Regions from separate parts of the Homo sapiens genome. Here region 1 is linked to region 2. A link is a loop called in an ENCODE intact Hi-C map of the cell type or tissue named here. Cell type or tissue: IMR-90. All regions are shown on one strand.

Region 1 (2,500 bases), 72 kb after region 2:
AGGTACTCAAATGGGTACACATTTGCTAGGTAAACAAATGTATTGCATGGGGAATTAGGGATTTACAGCTAGCAGGGGACATTGAGGCTCAATATTGATGGTTTGCTTTTTCCATTTCGGTTGCTAATGTGATTTATTTGCAGTTTTCTTAATCAAGGTGACTGACACAGAAACTATCTAAATTTTTTAGCACAGCAGTTAAAACAGTCCACAATACATAATTTGGCTCCTAAATAATTTCTCCCCCAACAATTAGAACTTTCCGAAACTGCTTTAAATCGCCTTATGAGGGTATCATGAGTTTGTGGTCATTGGAAGTATTAAAAGAAAAAAGCCTGGAATATCAGTAATGAAATGCATCAAGCAGGAATCATACATACATTAAAATACTGGTTTATAGTTTTGAGGGCGTTTTCTTTTTTTTCTGTTGCAGCTATGCGAAGATATGCTTATGTATTAATTGTTTTTCTTGCTAACACTGTATAAGCAAATTCAACTAAATTGATATAAGATTTTGCATACAAGATTAGAAAACCTGATACCTAGAATTATTTTAACACACATTTTTCAAGTTTGCTTATGACTTCACTAGGTTAGAACTTCTTAAAAAGCAATGCTTTAAACATTTTATTCATTCAACCTTTATTGAAAGCCAACATTGTGTTGCTGGATATGCAAAAATAAATCATGTATAGTGAGCTATTAAAAATTTTTATCAACTTACAAACTGAGTACAGGTACCTACTCTCACTGTAAAGCCTTAGCAAAAAAAACTGATTAAAATAATGCATAATAGTACATAAAAAATTAAAATCTTCCATTAGAGGAACAAAAATTATGAAGAATTTCTAGGAGATAGAAAATAATTATGTACAGAGAAGATAATTCAAAATACATGTTGGAGAAAATTACTCTTTCAAAAGTCAGACATGTCCAGAGAAACTGGAAGGGAGGAAGATAGAACTGATGGGAAACATGGCAGAGGGGGACACCCCCATCATGTGATGGCAAGAAATGCTGTTTCCACCTGAATGAATTCCCAAAATCTAAAAAACAGGAAAGTGAGATCTGAGCTGTATTCATAATTCTTTAACGTTTTCAGTATTCTCTCCAGCACTGCTTACTGAACTTGTTCAGGAGTGAAGCCACGTGTCCCCTGGGAGTGTGCTGCACTGGCAAGAAGAAATGGATGACTCACAATTTTGACAGTGACTCTATAGAAAGAAAAAAAATCTGTGACTCAGGGCCTTGGGGAGAAGTCATCTCTTCAAAAACTCATCTGATTTTTTTTCATGCCATGTAATTACTCAGAGAACATTAAGAGTCTAAAAAATTTCAACACTGGTGTCTAAGAGATATGGAATTACCTTTTGCCTGAGATGCTGGAAGCAGTGGGGGCAAGTTTGTAACTAGAAAGATTTGAGCAAGTCCAGGCTCAGGTATCCAAATTGCCCTCTTTGCTGTTGGCATAGGGGATTGAGATTTTCTGGGTCTTAAATAAGGTTTTATTTTTATCTAAGGAACTATAGTTTCTATGCAAATCCGAGGGGGCTTAGAGAAACCTAGCGTGGAAAAAAGAAACTGTCAAAGCAGTGTTTGGGGAAATGAGATGGGGAAATTTCACGAATAGTGGGCATAGAGAAACTGACTAGACAAGAGAACGTGAACATTATAATGATATCAAATGGAAAATTTGAAAGTTTATTTTGAAGGAGATGGCTAAAAACAATTTTATTCTGAATGAGAATGTGATTGCCAAGAATCAGTCTTCAAGCAATCCAGGATTTAAATTTCCTTGTTCTAGGCTCAGAATTTAAATAGGCAAAATGCAGGAGTTCGAGGCTGTATGAGCTATGATCATGCCTCTGCACTCCAGCATGGGTACAACAGCGAGACTGTATCTAAAAGAATAAAAATAAATAAAATAAAAAATAAATGGGCAACAGGAAAGACTTTAAGACCACTCTCCCCTCGCTGTTCACATGGCTGGGTTCTTCCCATTATCCAGGTTTCAATTTTAAGATCACATCCTTACGTATAGTTTTCACTGAATACTTAGCAATTTGATCAGCAATTTGATCTTATATAACACATTGAAATGCAACACGTGTGTTTCAAAGTCAAGTGATTAGAAGACTGTGGGCCCTAACTGCTGTTTATGGAAGTATGCATCCAAAGCAGATGCTGTCAGAGGTCCCATGTACACCCAATTCCATTAACAGTCTCTTCTGATTCTTTTTCTCACTGACAGCCTCTCAGCAAGTACTGGTGCTCTCCCTGAGGATTTTCTCTGGCTGCAGGAGCGTGTTTCAGCGTGCAGGGCAGACTGGAAGAATCTGTGAGTTGATGCCTCAGGAAGCAGCCCTCAACAGACATCAGACAGGAAATGCTGGATAAATATCCCAACTTCTCACCTCTTGGGTAGGACAACATTGAGGAATGTCCTGCAAAGTCTCCCTAGAGTCCCAAAGGGCCTGAGCCCCAGTTACCCACAGCAGCA
Region 2 (2,500 bases):
TAAATGTCAAAGATCAAACAAGTAATCAAAATTATAATTGCAAAGTATTTAGAAATTATTATAATTAAAACAATAAATATTAGAAATTAAAAGCAGAGAAAAATATATAGCCTTGCATATCTATATAACTAGTAGGAAAGAATAAAAACAAAAAAATTTAGCTACTCAAGACCAAAAGTTAGAAAATAATAACAAAATAAACCTAAAAAAGGGAAGAAAATAATAAAAGCAAAATTAATTAGGAAACAGAAAGTGGGTAAATAGATTGAAAATAAGCAACTAAGGGCAGATTAGTAACTATAAGTAACTTGCTAATGAACCTAGTCACCAAAAGGAGAAAACAGAATATTAAAATTTGAAAATGAAGAGTAACCAAAAACAGAGAGGAACCTGAAACTACCCAAAGAAAGTATGTTGCACACTACAAATAAATTGGAAATTTTTCCTAATATTGAGGATTGTATTGAAAAACAGAATTCCCAGGATTGACCCCAGTCACAGAATGTAACACATATTTACACATTCGCTTCCTAGAAGCAATCACAAGAAATTGATACCACTTACCGCTTTGGGAAGGAAACTTGGCAGGGAAAGGAGCGAAGTTCCTTTTTAGTTTTATTCCTTTCTGAACTGTCTGTATGTCCAAATTTGATTTTTTTAAAATATAGGCTTATTGGGAAATTAGATTATATATTTATTTGTAGTAAGGCAAATGGAAAAAAAATAAAGAATAGTGGCTCATGCCTGTAATTCCAGCACTTTGGGAGGCCAAGGCGGGCAGATCACAAGGTCGGGAGATCGAGACCAACCTGGCTAACACAGTGAAACCCTATCTCTACTAAAAATACAAAAAAAAAAAAAATTAGCCGGGTGTGGTGGTGGGCGCCTGTAGTCCCAGCTACTTGGGAAGCTGAGGCAGGAGAATCGCTTGAATCCAGGAGGCAGAGGTTGCCATGAGCCGAGATTGTGCCACTGCACTCCAGCCTGGGCGACAGAGTGAGACTCCGCCTCAAAATAAATAAATAAATAAATAAATAAATAAATAAATAAATAAATAAATAAATAAAAATGAAGAATAAAGGGCACAATCATGAGTAGAACACAAAGGCTGATGATCAAGGAGTCAAGCCAGAGTGATGATGGGTGGAGATTGGAAGAAACAGACCCAGAGACCTTGTGCTGGGCAACATCTGTTTCTACACTTGCCTGGCTACCTGACGTACTATCACTCATAGTTCTAAAGTATACCATGTTGGTATATTTATTAGTTTTTCAATATTTATTTAGATTTATTTTGGAAAAATATCCAATATATCCAGCTATTTAACAAAATTGAGGATTAAAACTATTTGATTTGGTGCTATTTTTGGACATGCATATTACACCAACAGAATAGCTGCTGATGCAAACCTGTTTGTTCCCTCTAGACAAGGAGATTAGAAACGGTAGGTAGATTCCTCCTTAAGAAAGAAGCAAATAACTTGAAATACAATTTGTTTTGTTTCTTGTATTTGAAAGTGCAGTTTACACAAGCCAAATAGACACCATATGGCCTTCAGTAATTTGACATTGAAGAGCAATGCATGATTTGTATTCTATTTCCAGCTACTGCACAGTGAATGTGCTGTGATACCATGTTTTTAAATTCCTCTCTGCCTTTGCCCTTGCTGTCTCTTAGAGGCAGGACATTTATTTATTCACTTATTCATTTCTTCTCTTTTTTATCCAGTGAAGTCTAAAAGAGATTGAAACTAAAAATAAATAAATAAAAAAGTTCAAACTAAAATTTCTCCTTTTTAGTGACCTCACTGAAGCTGTGTCATTATCTGGGGTAAATACCCAAGGTTTGTCTCTCCGCCAAGAAGATTAAGGACATGGACACACAGGGCAAGGGAGTTTAGGAGTGGAGGTTTACTAGCTAAAAGAAAGAGAAAGGAGAATAGCTCTCTCTCTCGTGAGAGAGGGGCTCCCGAAAGGGAAAAACCAGCCTGTGGCATACTGCACCAGATTTTATAGGCAGGCTTCAGGAGGCAGTGTCTGATTTACTAGGGCCCACAGATTGGTTGGACCAGATGTGATGTTTATATAGCGCACAGGGAAGGCTGGCCACCCCACCCTAATCTTATTATGCAAATGGGTTTTTCACTTGGCCAGGGCCAACTTGTCTGCTCCTTACTGTACACGTAGCTGGCAAAAGAAGGGAACATGGAGTCGCCATTTTGCACATGCCTAGTCCCAGATAGCCTTTTCCTCTTGGCACAACTGCTGGCATTCACCTGTGCAAGCTTCCAGCTTTCTTGTCTATGTCTGCAGCTCTATTTTACAGGCTGCTCTTTGTTAGAAAAGAAAATGATTTGGGGGCTGCTTTTCATTAAAAGGAAAACTTTACCAAGGACTCTCGTACCCTCACTATCTGCCTAAATAATTTTTTCTTAACTCCTATGTCATCACCACCTCTGTGAGTTAATATTGTTTTGTTCATACCCCTAAGTATAGCACT

Evidence for each region. A loop is a pair of places that touch in the nucleus more often than their neighbours do. Peaks named below come from ENCODE experiments on the same cell type or tissue, not always from the same donor. Only the 100,000 strongest peaks of a DNase experiment are listed, where the experiment ranks them.
Region 1: it touches region 2 in a loop (2.4-fold over the local background); 4 of 110 quality-filtered maps call a loop at or near these places.

Annotation. Positions count from the first base shown.
Region 1 is chr20:10,073,488-10,075,987 of GRCh38, forward strand. The region is part of intron 3 of SNAP25-AS1 (SNAP25 antisense RNA 1); the gene reads right to left. Among named protein-coding and RNA genes, the nearest start is that of ANKEF1, 40 kb to the left of the region's middle. RefSeq lists an enhancer at 879-2,078. In IMR-90, no CTCF peak of the experiment used is centred here; a DNase peak (open chromatin) is centred at 1,184.
Region 2 is chr20:10,001,502-10,004,001 of GRCh38, forward strand. The region is part of intron 1 of PARAL1 (PPARG activating RBM14 associated lncRNA 1); the gene reads left to right. Among named protein-coding and RNA genes, the nearest start is that of PARAL1, 16 kb to the left of the region's middle. In IMR-90, no CTCF peak of the experiment used is centred here; no DNase peak of the experiment used is centred here.